Regions from separate parts of the Homo sapiens genome. Here region 1 is linked to region 2. The links are chromatin loops, found by intact Hi-C in ENCODE. Cell type or tissue: GM12878. All regions are shown on one strand.

Region 1 (8,000 bases), 90 kb before region 2:
GGGTGTGGACTCGGCGGGACCCGCACTCGGAGCGGCCGGCTGGCCCTGTCCACCCTGGGCAATGAGGAGCTTAGTACCTGGGCAAGCAGCTGCGGAGGGTGTGCTGGGTCTCCCAGCAGTGCTGGCCCACCGGCGCTGCGCTCGATTTCTCGCGGGCCTTAGCTGCCTTCCCGCGGGGCAGGGCTCGGACCTGCAGCCCGCCATGCCTGAGCCTCCCCGGCCCCACCGCTTGGTGGGCTCCTGTGCAGCCGGAGCCTGCCGGACGAGCGCCGCCCCCTGCTTCACGGCGCCCAGTCCCATCGATCACCCAAGGGCTGAGGAGTGTAGGCGCACGGCGTGGGATGGTCAGGCAGTCCCACCTGCAGCCCCAGTGCGAGATCCACTGGGTGAAGCCAGCTGGGCTCCTGACTGGTGGGGACTTGGAGAATCTTTATGTCTAGCTAAGGGATTGTAAATACACCAATCGGCACCCTGTGTCTAGCTCAAGGTTTGTAAACACACCAATCAGCACCCTGTGTCTAGCTCAGGGTTTGTGAATGCACCAGTCCACACTCTGTATTTAGCTACTCTGGTGGGGACTTGGAGAACCTTTGTGTTGACACTCTGTATCTAGCTAATCTAGTGGGGAGGTGGAGAATCTTTGTGTCTAGCTCAGGGATTGTAAACTCACCAATCAGCACCCTGTGTCTAGCTCAGGGTTTGTGAATGCACCAATCGACACTCTGTATCTAGCTACTCTGGTGGGAACTTGGAGAACCTTTGTGTCCACACTCTGTATCTAGCTAATCTAGTGGGGACCTGGAGAACCTTTGTGTCTAGCTCAGGGATTGTAAACGCACCAATCAGCACCCTGTCAAAACAGACCACTTGGCTCTCTGTAAAATGAACCAATCAACAGGATGTGGGTGGGGCCAGATAAGAGAATAAAAGCAGGCTGCCCCAGCCAGCAGTGGCAACCCACTCGGGTCCCCTTCCACACTCTGGAAGCTTTGTTCTTTTGTTCTTTGCAATAAATCTTGCTACTGCTCACTCTTTGGGTCCACACTGCCTTTATGAGCTGTAACACCGCGAAGGTCTGCAGCTTCACTCCTGAAGCCAGCAAGACCACGAACCAACTGGGAGGAACGAACAACTCCAGACGCGCCGCCTTAAGAGCTGTAACACTCACAGCGAAGGTCCGCAGCTTCACTCCTGAGCCAGCGAGACCACGAACCCACCAGAAGGAAGAAACTCCGAACACATCCGAACATCAGAAGGAACAAACTCCAGACGCGCCACCTTAAGAGCTGTAACACTCACCGCGAGGGTCCATTCTTGAAGTCAGTGAGACCAAGAACCCACCAATTCCGGACACAGTTAGTATTTAAGACAAAATTAGAATTATTTTTGGAAATCCTTTAAATTATCCATAAAGGATAGTGAATATAGTTTTGAGGATATAGCTCTGTTCAGGAGTTCTTTGAGAACCACCAAGGTGGACAAGAGGAAAGAACAAAGAGAAAGGATATAGGCAGGTGTGTCTGACCTGTCTTCGAGGTAACCACTACATCCTTGGAGGTAAAAAGGGTTGAGGATTCTGGAATGTTCCAGCTTGACTGCTGATTACATCACTCTGTTTTAATATTAAGCCTTTATAATCTTAACACACATACACTTTGCTTTGTGGTTCTGAGGATTAAATAAGATAATATATGCAGATGAGCCTAGCTCAGGCCCTGCCATATAGTAGATGCTCAAAAAGTGTTTGCTGGATTCAAGGCTAAATCTTGCTTGGTCAGATGAACATGTGTACTGTTCTTCGAAAACGGCCACCTGTTTCCTGTTTTTCCAACTTGCTTTTTCTCTTTGAACAGCTGTTAGTTTCACGGCCGTTGAAGTGGAGTCACAGGGTTAGGAAGATCTAAAGTCAGCCTGTCTGGTAAACGTGCATGTCATGAGGGTCACTAAACTCTCAGCCCAACCGCGCACTTCTTTGTACATGTCTCTTCCGACTCAACAGACCTGCGTTATCCTCCCTGTTGCTCCATCCTCTAAAACCCCTCTTTCTTGAGTAACAAACTGTCCAGTATTGCTAGACTTTTATCTGACTTCTCCAATTCCTTTCCTTACCTGACACCCATATGGGCACTCAGCCAGGCGTTTTTTTTGTTTTTTGTTTTCTCTGAGACAGGGTCTTGCTATGTCACCCAGGCTGGAGTGCAGTGGTGCAATCTTGGCCCACTGCAGCCTCAACCTCCCGGGCTCAAGCGATTCTCCCACCTCAGCCTCCTGAGTAGCTGGGATTACAGGCACAGGTCACTACACCTGGATAATTTTTGTATTTTTTGTAGAGACAGGGTTTCGCCTTGTTGCCCAGGCTGGTCTTGAGCTCCTGGTTACAAGCGATCCACTGCCTTGGCCTCCCCAAGTGTTGGGATTACAGGCGTGAGCCACCATGCCCAGCAGAGATTTTTTTTTTTAATTGTATAAATCTGATGTACTTTTTGGTTTGTTCCATGCTCCATTTTTTTTTTTCTTTTTCTCTTTTTTTTTCCTACCAAAAAAAGGCAAAACCTTCCATGTTCTTCAAGGCCAGCAGTGGGTGAGTTTCTTCCTGGCTTCCCAGGGTTGCTTCCAGACCATCGCTCCTTATTAAAACCCTGCTCCTTGTCCTTTCTCCTCATAATATCGGTTAACGTTTATTGAACACTTCTAGGAGCTAGACAGTGTACTAATCATTTTGCATAAATTATTTCGCTGAAAACTCACAAAAACCCCATAAGATAGGAACAAACCTTATCATATCATTGTGAGGTTTAAAGAGGACAAAAAACTTATTCTCATTTGTGTAATGTGAATTCAGAAGTGTCTAACTCATTGGCTTATTGTGAGGTATAAATATATGTAAAGTACTTAGTAGATACCATCTGAGTGTTTGGTGTTATTTTTGTTGCCGCCAGGGTCTCTGTGAGAAGGTGGTTAAGCTGGGATTCAAACTCTAGCAGTCTGACTTTAGAGCACGTATCCTTAGTCATTATGCATGGCCAGGTGATGTTTTACCAACCTCTCTTCATTCAGGGGAGATATCCCTGGCTTACAGCTTTCGAAGCCAACTCTGCTGTAGTTCTCATAGGCTGTTTCATAATGCCTAGGCTGACTCATTCTCCACCATTGCTCTTATTTCCTTTGCCTTCTGATATGGTTTGGATCTGTGTCCCCACCTAAATCTCATGTTGAATTGTAATCCCAGTGTTGGAGATGGGGCCTGGTGGGATGTGATTGGATCATGGGGGTGGATTTCCTCCTTTGGTGCTGTTCTTGTGATAGAGTTCTCACGAGATCTATTTGTTTAAAAATGTGTGGTTAATCCCCCTGCCCCCACTCCTGTTCCAGCCATGTAAAACGTGCCTGATTTCTCTTTGCTTTCTGCCATGATCGTACATTTCCTGAGGCCTCCCCAGAAGCAGATCTTGTCATGCTTCCTGTACGTCCTGTGGAACTGTGAGCCAATTGAACTTCTTATTAATTACCCAGTCTCAGGTATTTCTTTATAGCAATGTGAGAATGGACTATTATACCTTTTCTGTGACAATGTTCTTCTTTTAGCTTCTCTACCTTAACTGCCAAAACATCCTGCATCCTGCCTCTGAAATTTCTGACTCAGGTACTGTATTCCACTTTCCAGCTGCAGGCTAGTATCATTTCACTGAGAACTCCACTCCATTAATGCCACCACAGTTTCATTATCTATCAACTATCCCTCACTTCCCTTTTTGTCCAGCTTAGATTTTATGGTAGAAGTCATAATCATGTCCCTACAGACACTCTCACCTCCCTTATTCAGTTCTGCGATGAGCACACTCATCTGCCACAACTTTAGCACTGGTTGGACCTATCTACCTTCTTTGTATTTAGATCTGAACAAATGTGTATGGCTGGAGAAAAATCAATAAGGAGGCTGCCTGTTTCATTAAATAAATTCATCATCATATTTAGGTGCCTTAAATAGGTACTCTGCACTGCCTGACAGTGTTTCCCTAATAAACTTAATCATTCTCAAGAGAACTGTTTTATACTTTCTCCCCTCCCCCTTACATCTTACTCACTCTCACTGATGACCTCATTTCTTATTTCATTAACAAAATAAAAGTAATGAGATAGGAACTCTTTAAACTTCCCATTGTCAGGCTCTGTATGGCAGACACGCCTGATAGCCGTAACTTAAGCATACACTGAGAATGATCCTGTATGGCAGATGCACCTGAATATGTGTTCAGAGTTACAAGTTAAGGAAACTGGGAGTGGCCAACTCAGAAATTCATTTCTTATCTATGAAGAACATATGAACCTCCACCTGTCCCATGGAACACGGGCTGTGCAGGGGGTTGAGGCCCTTTGTTTTGGGTTAAATGAAGGCTGTGAGGTGGAGGTTGCTGGAGGAGGATGCTATGCAAAAATGCTATATAAATTGCATGTTTTTTGCAAGTGGTAGCAGTTCTGTCATCCAACCCATTGCCACTGGGCCACTCTGTATCTAAGTCCCCTTAGTAAACCCTATGTCTTGTTTGCTCGCTCTGGGTCTCTTCTTGAGCCTCTTGAACCTGATACCATCCCTAATGAAGTTAATAGGGATCCAGCTTGACAGGTCCATAAAACCACCCCTGCATTAGTTCCCTCCTTTCCTTGCTTCTTGTTAATGTAGAGGAAGTGTCCCTCTTCTTGTCAAAGACCAGCCTCTACATGTGTTCTGGATCTGACTCCCTACTGTTTTCGCAAGGACTTTTCTGCATGTCTAACTCTCCCTCTCAGTGGGGATTCTTCTCTTAGCATTCCGCAGTGTTCCAGGCTGGCCCCTCTTAAAAGCTCTCCTGCAGCTGCATATACTTTTCAATTTCCGGGTAGCTTAGATCTGAAGTGGACCGCTGTCTGCAGTCTCTGTCTCTGCTTCCTTACCCCACATTCACTTTATCCCCACCTCATCAGCCCTCTCCTATTTGGCATCTACACCACTGTTCCACTGAAACTGCCTTTGTGAAGGTCTCCGATGAGCTTGATGCTGTCAAACCAATGGATGCTCTCCAGTCTTTAGTTAACTTGCTCACAGTATGGCTCCATCTTTTCTTTCAGAATCACATCTCCTTAGAGAGGCCTTACCTAATGACTCAGCCTGAAATATTCTCTCCCTTCCCCCCCTGTGGTGTTATTACATCACTCTGCTTCATTTTCTTCATAGCACTTATTATCTGAATTTATCTTGTGCTTATTTGTTCATTTGTTCACTGTATGTCTCATGCCTCCACCTAGAACAGTGCCTGGCACATCACAGATGCTCAATAAGGATCTCTGGAGTGACAGACAATGCTTTATTTAGAATCATCTCTCCCCTTCAACAACTCAGCTTTTGTTAACTGGATGGAGTTTGTCTGCCTGACTCTCTCTAACATCAGGATGAGTTCACTGCTGACAAGCTGCCTTGCCCGTCAATCAAGGAGATTTCCTGGTGGGCCCTCTCATTTTTGGACATATCTAAGCCCCATGTATGATCGGCCTCATTTTGGATCTGGGCTTTCCCTCCCTTTATTCCTTCTTTTATTCTGACTCACTCACATTATTCTGGCCACAGGTTTCTAGTCTTTTATTTTCTTTTTCAATATGAGCCTCAGTTATAAAACCTCCTTCTTTCTAAACACTAACTACAGGCTTCTCTGTTGATGGTAATGAACAGGCATCTCAGAACCAGTTTGGGAATGTAGCAGTCTTACATTTGCCCCATAGTCTGGAAAACTTCCTTGTTTTAGGGCCAGCTGGCTAAGCTCCAGATCTTGTCTCCAGTCTTCTGAAATCTTAAGTATCTGGGTCAAAGTTATTTGCAGACTTGACTTTGGTTATTTAGCCACAAAACTATTGTGGCCATCCTGCGCAGCATACTGACAGTGAAAATTAGGCGTGTTCCAATGATAAGTCCAACCTGTATGTTTTTCTAGGGTGTGTTTGACCAGCATGACAGGGAAAACCAGCAAAAGTACCAGAAAGAATATCCAATTAATAAATATCACCAACTGCCAGCCAGACAATGTTATTTTCCATTCTTCTATTGTTAAACAAACATGAAAACAAAACCCACAAAGTTATCATTGAGAAATTTTTAATGATAACTTCACTGTATGTTTTCTTTGAATTTGTTTCTTTTAACCATGATTTAATGTTAACACAAATATTCCTATATGCACAGAAGCGTAAACATTTTCTTGAGACCTGGACTCAGCATGGGTATATGCTAGAAATCTAATACTAAAAAAATGCCCAGAGCATGACCCAGTGCCATTGGTTGTTCAACTTCAGCCCTTATTCTGACTATGTCCAATAGCTGTATCTAGGGTGGTCATTTAATTTATCATCCAAACTGGGATACTATTAATAATTATGCTGGAATAGTATGAGTAGACATGGGCTGTTCTGAGAAAATGGAAACGTATGGTCATTCTTACCCTAACTTTGTATAATAAGTGTGGAACTCTCCAGCCTTCCCCAAGCAAACAAAGGCTCTGGCCTTTGCAGCTGTAACTCAGTACTGCCCTTGGTCCACAGGCTTGAAGGTGTACAGAGGCACAATTAGTCACTAACTAGAGCCTTCTTTAATTGCTATAAGTGCATTTTAGTTATCTTTTCACAAATTCATGATAACAGGGACCATATTAAGATTTACCACTGGGCTTGGTGGCTCACGCCTGTAATCCCAGCACTTTGGGAGGCTGAGGTGCACAGATCACCTGAGGTCAGGACTTTGAGACTAGCCTGGCCAACATGGTGAAATCCTGTCTCTACTAAAAATACAAAAATTAGCCAGGCCTGGTGGTGGGCACCTGTAATCCCAGCTACTCAGGAGGTTGAGGTAGGAGAATCACTTGAACCTGGGAGGTGGAGGTTGCAGTGAGCTGAGATTGCACCACCGCACTCCACCCTGGGCAACAAGTGCAAGACTCCATCTCAAAAAAAAAAAAAAGGTTTCCCACCCCACTTCCCACAAAATAAAGTAGGCCCTCAAAAATTCACTTTTAGAAAGAAGGAACTGAGAGGGAGGCTTGACGGAACAAGCTTCCATTTTCCTAACACAATGACTGTCTAATTCAACCCATAGGCTGTTATGGTAAGTTTGTGTGTGTTTGTGTGTTGGGCATGGTGGAGCGGGTGGGAAAACAGAGTAGAAAAGTACTGGGATTGGAATTAGAGCTAAATTTGCTTCTCTGCCCAAACTGTGAGGTACATATATACATATATATGTGTGCATGTGTGTGTGTGTGTGTGTGTGTGTGTTTGTGTACACACACACTTAATGGAAGAAACATATGAACCAATGAGTTTCTTAGAGAAAGTTTCTTAAATGACTGCCAAAAGCAAACAAATAATCAATTGGAAAATGCTTATATTCCAATAAATTTTTTAAAAAGTTCATGGTACCAGATTACTCTTCTTCTCTCCTTTGGGGTCATCAACTCCCACCTCCCTCTTGTTGGCAGCCTTGAGCTAAAGGCTAAACTATATTTGAGCATTTCCAGTGGTAGTAAAATTGTTATCTGCCTTTGAACAGCTGTCTTTTTGTTGTTTTATTTCATTTTAAAATAAAAATAAATATGCACATAAAAATTGTGCATATTTATGGGGTTCAGTGTGACGTTTCAATACATGTATACATTGTATAATCATCAAATCAAAGTATTTAGTGTACCCTCAAACATGGATCATTTCTTTGTGGTAAGAAAGCTCTGACTCTATGTCTTTCTTTAATTGAACTGAAATCTGTCATCCCAGGTGACCAACTGTTCTGGTTTGTCTGGAGCTGTCCTGTTTTAACACTGAAAATTCTGCATCCCAGGGCATCCGTCAGTCCTGGGCAAACCAGGACAGTTGGTCACTCTGCCTCTAATTGCCATCTGTTGGCCTTATTCTCCATCTTGGGCTATGCGAAGAATGCTATTTTTTCTTCCAAACAACATCCATTTTGACACATTTAAGGCACATTC
Region 2 (8,000 bases):
GTGTCCCAACCCAAATCTCATATTGAATTGTCATTCCCAGATGTTGAGGGAGGGACCTGATGGGAAGTGATTGAATCATGGGGGCAGTTTCCTCCATGCTATTCTCGTAATAGTGAGAGAGTTCTCATGAGAGCTGATGGTTTTAAAGTGTGACATATCTGCGCTCTCTCTTGCCTTCCACCATGCCTTGCTTCCCCTTCACCTTCTGCCAAAATTGTAAGTTTCCTGAGGTCTCCACAGCCATGCAAAACTGTGAGTCAATTAAACCTCTTTCCTTTATAAATTAACCAGTCTTAGGTAGTATCTTTATAGCAGTGTGAAAACAGACTAATACAGTGGGTGAGTTAAGGAGGATAAAGGGTGACGTGAAATATTGAGGAGAGGAGACATCAGTGAATGTTTCAAAAATGTTCTTACGATATATAGCCATGAAAGATATTTTATTCTATCACACTTAAGAAACTGTACACACTAGATAAACAATAAATGACTGTTCAGTGACTGATCCCAATGACCTAGACATCCATAGGAGCTCAGCTGTGTAGGTAGTATTGTGCCCAATAGACAGTGCCACTATTGAGGTGAGAAGAATAAAGCTGGGGAAAGAGGAAAATAGCTTTGAAAAATGTACAATTTGTGTGTTTGAATTTAAGAAACTCAGCTGTCTCATCATTCTTTAAGGAGGATGATCAAATACAGTAAAATGATTGGGTTGGATAGGAAGAACTCTCAGGTACTCTTTTCTAAAATCAAACGATCCTATTATGCTAAGCATAACTGGCAAGTTCGATTATATGATCCCTCAAATTGCTAATTTCTTTTGTTTTGTTGTTATACTGAATGGATAAAGCATGTGTACATTTTAATATTTGTTGCAAGGAAATATGTTCAATCTTTCTAGAAAGTAATTTATAGTAAATATTTATTGTAGTAGTGGAGAGCTTACCACTTGAGAGGACTGGACAGAATCCTCTCTTTAGCAACAGCAGCAGTAATATTTATCAAGGGCTTTCTATCTGCCAGGCTCTGTCTTAGTTTACATTTATTAACTTATTTTTGCCTTGCAATAATCCTGGGAATTAGGCAGTATTTCTTCTATTCTAGAGATGAGGAAGCTGAAGCATAAAAAGATTAGCCCAGATTACACAACTAGTCTATGATCAGACTAGAATTCAAACCAGGTAGATTCAAGCTTTTAAACACTATGCCAAATGCACATTATTATATCATTTAATACTCCTAGGACTGTGCCACATGAATTATTATTCCCTGATTTGCAGATGAAGAAATAGAGCCTCAGAGAGGATAAGTAATATACCTAAAAGCAGAAATCTCATAATTTTGGTGGATTCGGGATTCCATATAGGGTATATCTGACTTTAAAAATTCATGCACTTAATCATGAAGCTATAATATCAAGAATGGTAAAATGTTAAAGCACTTTGACCTAGCAATTTAACTTTTCTATACTGCGGGAGTAATCAGAAATTTTGGTAAATTTGAACATACAAAATATTACATACAAATTAAAATGTTTAAAGTATTCTAACTGATCATGGTTAAATAAACTATGTACATTCATATAATATTTTGGAATTATTGAAATGATATTTATAGAACGTTTTTAATAATATGAAGAGTGTTCAGATTATAATGATAAATTGGAAGAAATCCAGGATATAAAATTAAATGGTTATTTTGTTGCAAATGTTTTCAAAATTGAGCAGAGAAAAAAGGATGGAAGAAAATACATCAAAATGTTAATGAATAATAAAAATATTCGAATGGTTGGGTTATGGACAATTTTAATTTTATTCAGAATTTTCCATATCATTACATTTTGTCTTAATAATGTGAAGATCAGTGTTGAGTTTTCCGTTTTATATTTGCTTTGATATAAATTTCTCACAAAAATGCAGTTGTTGAGAACAAATTTTTAAAAATATTTACCGTTAATACTCTCCTAAGTATACCAAAAAAGCAAGTTATTTAAATTTGTCAGTACAGTATGTTTAGTAGTTAAGTATAATTCTTCCTGTGAGGATCTCCTTGTGGAAGCAAATTAAATTTGGTATGTAACCTCTCTGCACTTTAATAACATTTGATCTACAGCTGACCAAATAGAAAGTGCAATCTCTTGTTGAGAGACAAAAGCTGAATTCTACCCTGTATCAATTATACATGTAAATTTACCTCACCAAGTCCTGCAGATGATGGGTCTTGCTTTAAACCCTAGTGATTGATGAAAGCAGACAAAACTTTCAGATTTCCTGTGTGAGTTAGAAGCATTGCCACCCCTTGTCCTGGATCCCCAGCCTGAGTTACAGAACACAGTTATAGGGAAACATCCCAAATTCCCAAACCGGCTGAATTGACTGAATTTCTGCTTACATTTTACTTTCATTTAGTGATTTTGGGTAGGTCACTTGCTTTTGAGAGTTTAGCACAAACACAAGATTTGTTTGAAGAATACTACTATGGAAAACAATATATTAGCAGAATTGGGCACTTTGAGGTTGGAATTGGGAAGAAAGTCTTTAGCACAAAGGCCAAGACATAGAATAATTACTTTCTGTCCTGAATGGGCCTGGAGAGAAATATTGCTAGAGGAATGATCTGTAAGAAAGCAGATGAAGGAGGGAGAGGGAGGACAGAGGAAGGCCCAGTGGCACCTCTGCTATCTGTATAATTATGACATTAAATTTCAGTCAGTCTACAGCACATTTCCTAAAATTAAAACAAAGTTTTTGATGACTGTTTTCAGAAATGAATCATACGGCATCTGGGGAAGTGCCTCTAGGGGTTTTAAACAAATCCTCTATTAGTCATGAGCAATAGGCTGAGTTATAAAACCACATCTGGAGAATTACATTTCAAAAGACTCATCCTTTTACCTTTTATGTTACCAGGTGCTGAGCCAGGTGTTCTACATAAATTATCTCATTTGTTTTTTCTGACAACATAATAAGGTAAGTATTATAAATCCCATTTTATAGATGAGGGAATGAAAGCTCAAACAGTTCAACAGTTGCTCAGTGTCACTCAACTCACACTGGGATTTGACAGGTGATCTGCTCAACTCCAACGTCCTCCAATGTCCTTGCCATCCTCCTGTAGCCCTTGCAGGAAGGCAGGCATGGTATTTAAAGGTGCACAGAACACGAAAGGCACGTGGCCATGAGCTCACAGAAGGTAGTGATTATATGGCCAGGAAATAGAAGACATGAAGTAAATATATGCAGTAGGATCTATTTTTAGTACTATTACATAACAAATAGGTGAAAATATTTGATAGACGTGTATGGGGACGAAGCTATCTGGAAATAATAACACAGAAGAATTTAGTAGGTTGGAAAGAAGTCCAGATTCTACCAGGTAAATAGGCAGATCTAGGAAAATTACAGACGTGGCTTAAGGACCTTATTACAGGCGTAATACCTTCTGATGGATGTAGTTTCAAGTGCATGCAGGTTTAAAATAATTTACATTTGATTACTTATGGATGGAATTGAGTTTTGGGGAGGCAAAATGTATTTTGTTTCCTCTTGGGAGCCTTGTGCACTGTATCAAACAGCCTAAATTAAAATAATTTTAGTGGCCTGTGTGTGTTGATAAAATTACTATTTAAAGCAAACAGGCACCTTCAGTTTTTCAGAAGAGGAGGGAATTAGAGATAGAAAATCGGTAAGCTGTGACACCTGCGCAGAATCCTTGTTTGAAATTCAGAAAGGGAATGAGCTACGTAAAAACTTGGTTTTTAAATTTTTTTAAAAAAGAGATGTGAGATGTTACTGCTGTAGTCTAAATGAACAGAACAGGAAATGTAATGAATTAACTAAATAATTTCCGTATAGTCTAGTTTCCAGGAATAAAAGAGACATTTAATTGGGATGTGCATAGCAAGGTGATTCAGACAGATGGGTATAGGAATGTAAGACAATGTAGACCAAAGATGACTCCTGTTTGGAGCTCCAAACTAGCTTGGCAGAGTCAGACAGGAACATTAGGGGGCTCTGAGTTAGCACCAGGTATAAATGGGAAAGTCAGTTACTTGCTACTCTTGAGAAAAGAATGCTGAGGTCCTTGGGCTGTTTATGAGAAAGGCTGAGGCTGAGTATGTAGAGTTCAGATGCAGCCTACACTATTAACCTACCTTCTGGAGAATGGAATCTGGAAAGTACTTTGTGATTAGCAGCTTGTGCCAGGTGGTCCAGGCCAACAGAGGTGTATCAGTCAGAAACCACTCCAGCTAGTTAAGAGAAAGGATTAATTACAGTAATTATAATCACTAAATTGATTATAGAATCAGTGAGAAAATAGTGGAAACAGAAAATTAAGCTTTCAGAGACCACTTTGAATTCATATCATGGAACTAGGTTATCAAAAGAGCTATTGCCTTTCCTATGATCAGTAAAGTTGTCATGATCAGGGAACAGCCATGATCTGGAAGACCAAGAGAAGCCATGGAGGTACAGCCTCATTTTCAGTTCCACCTTTCAGTTATTGTACAAGTGTTGGGGGAACTTAATCATATCTGGAGTCCTAGCCCAAGGCATGTACTCTGACTGCAGAAAAGTGCACCAAAAGGAGGTTGCATGGGTCATGTGCCTGTTCACCACACCCAGCACAAGAAGCATTGTGTGTTTGGAGGGACATGCCTGCTGTGGGCCAGATAACTACCGGAGATGATGTTCCTTGTCTGTCACTTTTTGTTGTATTTTTTCTTGAAGGAAAATTCTCCATGCAAAACATAGACAAAAAACAAAAATAACTAAATTTTATGTTTTACAGTGTATGCAGCTAAATGATTAATTACATTTTCCTCATTTTTCTGGAAGAAAATATTTTGATATTGTGTTACTTTTAGGGAGAGTTATAGAAAGTGTAGGGCCAAGTGTATATTTTTCCTTTATAGGAATTAGTCTTCTACCCCAAATGCTATACTCCTCTTGAATAATACTGTAGATGCTGTTGTCCAAAGAGAATGTGTTCTGACCCAGGTCATGGAAACAGAGCCACTCACGAGCTGTTATTTCACTATTTTTAGTATTATTTTTTAAGACAGAGTCTCACTCTGTCACACAGGCGGGAGTGCAGTGGCGCGATCTCGGCTCGCTGCAACCTCCGCTCCCGGGTTCAAGTGATTCTGCTGCCTCAGCCTCCTATGTAGCTGGGATTACAGGCGTGTACCACCATGCCCGGCTAATTTTTGCATTTTTAGTAGAGACAGGGTTCCGCCATCTTGGCCAGGCTGGTCTGGAAGTCCTGACCTCAGATGATCCACCAGCCTTGGTCTCCCAAAGTGCTGGGATTACAGGCGTGAGCCACTGCGCCCAGCCAGCTGTGATGTTTTAGTAAAGGGAGGGGTGTTTCTGATGTAACCAGTCAGTTTCTCATTTTATATAGTTTCTACTTCTTTTCTTCCTGGAAAATTCTTAGGTACTAAGGTTGCAGGTGTTACCTGAAATATGTTTAAATGTGCAGAAAAACATGTATATTCTTTGTTTTGTTTTCTGAACCCTTGCCCATGGGGAGAAATCTTAAGTACTCCCTCATACATTTTGATGTTAATATCTACATTTTTAAAAATCATAATTATATATTGTTGCAAAAGATGTACTTTTGGTTATAATTACTGATATTTTAAAAGAAAACGGTTACATCACTCAAATATATCCAAAAGAATCAAAAGTAGAAAAAAGGTATAAATTTAGAACAATTCTATGGAATTATCAAATGGTTTCAGATAATACTCAAAATCTCGGGTTTATCAAATTTCTGTGCTCCTCTGCCCACGCCCTTGCTGAGATGTTGCTGGGTGGGTTATGTGTGTGTAGGAGGGAGAGGATTCACTCAACCTCCTGGCAGAGGGGAGGAGTCACTTCCCAGAGGACCAGTTGGTGAGAGGAGAAGAGAGAGCCCGACCCACTGCAGATATCTAACCTACTTTCCTCTGAATAGTACCAACAGTGCCAGAGACAGGGAAGTCGGGATATGGCTGGCTGTTTCACATTCTTTGCATGTTCAAAAGAGGAAGACTTCTTTTTTTCCTCCTATCGTATCCTTCTACCACAGAGCTCTATGCTTCATAGCTTAGCTGTCATAATCTTCTCTCTTCTGGTAGTCTTCAACTTCTTTTATTTGAATAACCTCAAAATGATTTTCAAAATCTGTAAACCTCATCATACATTTTCAAGTTATTGTCTAAAATTTATCACTTTAACTTTAATAGTTACAAAGAATGTAATTTCTGGAGCATGGTAAGTATTGATATTTTTAAAGAAACCGTTAAAACGCTTTTTAAAATGTGTCCAATAGAATCTAAATATGATTGTAATTTGACCTGCTATTATCCAATTATAAAATATGAGCAAGTTCTTCCTTAACAATAATTTTACATTGTTTCTTTTTCTTCTAAAATTTTTATTTTCATTTAGTTTCTCTCCTAAGATTCTACCATACTCTTTAGGATAAAAATGCCTAATGTTTAGGGTAAAACATCCTATTGTTATAATATTATTAATATATGTTATTATGGGCATATACTTCTATGATAACATATTTTATTTCTAATCAAATATGTAAATTGAAATTTATTTTATTTCCTGTAGCTTTAAGTCTCATTTCACTGTCTGGTTTTGGTATCGGTGTAATACTGCCCTCATAGAATGAGTTGGGAAGTGATTCCTCCTATGCTATTTTTTGGAAGTAGACCATTAGCTTTTAATAAAATTATTGAAATGACTGGATTTAAGTCTACCATTTTATTATTTGTTCTCTATCCCCTGAATTTTCTGTTTCTCAGCTATTTTCCCCCACTCCACTTCTTTCTACCATCTTTTGCATTATTTGAACCTTGAATTTTTGGCTATACATCTTTGTATTATTTCTCAGTAATTGCTTTAGGTATTACAACATAAATACCTAACTTTTCATTGTCTAATATGGCTAATATTATACCACTTTATGTTAAATGTAGAAAACTTGCAACCATATAGCTCTTTAACCTGTTTGTCCTTCATGGTAAAATATCATATAACATCTCCATACATTGAAAATCCAGAGTAGAATGTTATAATTTTTGCTTTCAGCAGAACTTAAAAGAGAAAAATAGTGTTTTAAATTATACATATATTTATCATTTCTGTTGTTCTTTATTTCTAAAGAGTCCAATAATCTTGTGGTATTATTCCCCTTCAATTTGAAGAATCTTGTTCTATCATTTCTTGTAGATAATATCTGCTGTGGATAGATTTTGTTAGATTTTTTTTTTTCATTTGAGAATGTCATCCTTTCTCCATTTTTGATGGACATTTTTGCAGAATATGGAATTCTGGGTTGACTTTTATTCAGCAGTTTAAAGATGTTTTCCCACTGCATTCTGGCCCCCAATTATTTCTGATGGGAAACCCAGGGTAATTAAAATCATTGTTCCACTGTGTGTCATCGTTTTTTTTCTCTAGCTACTTTCAAGGTTTTTTCTTTATGTTTGGTTTCAAAATTTAGATTATAATGAATCCAGGAATGATTTTTATTTTTGAGGTTATCTTGTTTCGCAGTAGTTAATAACTGTGAAGGGTCTGAGATTTTTACCTTACCTGCAAGCTAACAATTTCATGGATGCTGGTAGAAGATACAATACTCCTGGGTAAGAGACAAAGGACTTTATTATTCATGGCACTGCAGGCAGCATGAGCTTCATATACTCATTGGTTTACCTGCCTCCAAAGTCCCATAGTGTGATATGGAGTAGCCCAGGAAAATGCTGTATGCGTAATAGAGTTGAATTATAGCTGAGGAAAGCCTGAAATTTGAGAGGGTACTGATAACAGATATACCCAACTTTTGCCTGAAAAAAGACATTATCTTTTATTATAATGGTCATGAAACAAATCTACCCTGTGCCTCAGAGGGAGATACTGTCTCTATTACTCAAGGTTATTTGCTATACAGACATGCTTGAAAATATAATCTGAAATGAAAGCTGATATAAAATGTGC

The links. Peaks named below come from ENCODE experiments on the same cell type or tissue, not always from the same donor. Only the 100,000 strongest peaks of a DNase experiment are listed, where the experiment ranks them.
Region 1: a loop joins it to region 2, with 2.0 times the contacts of the local background. A loop is called at or near these places in 2 of 110 quality-filtered maps.

The regions. Positions count from the first base shown.
Region 1 is chr6:119,441,064-119,449,063 of GRCh38, forward strand. No RefSeq gene overlaps it. Among named protein-coding and RNA genes, the nearest start is that of MAN1A1, 95 kb to the left of the region's middle. In GM12878, no CTCF peak of the experiment used is centred here; a DNase peak (open chromatin) is centred at 3,756; H3K27ac peaks cover 2,327 bases.
Region 2 is chr6:119,530,972-119,538,971 of GRCh38, forward strand. No RefSeq gene overlaps it. Among named protein-coding and RNA genes, the nearest start is that of MAN1A1, 190 kb to the left of the region's middle. In GM12878, no CTCF peak of the experiment used is centred here; DNase peaks (open chromatin) are centred at 2,770 and 4,550; H3K27ac peaks cover 188 bases.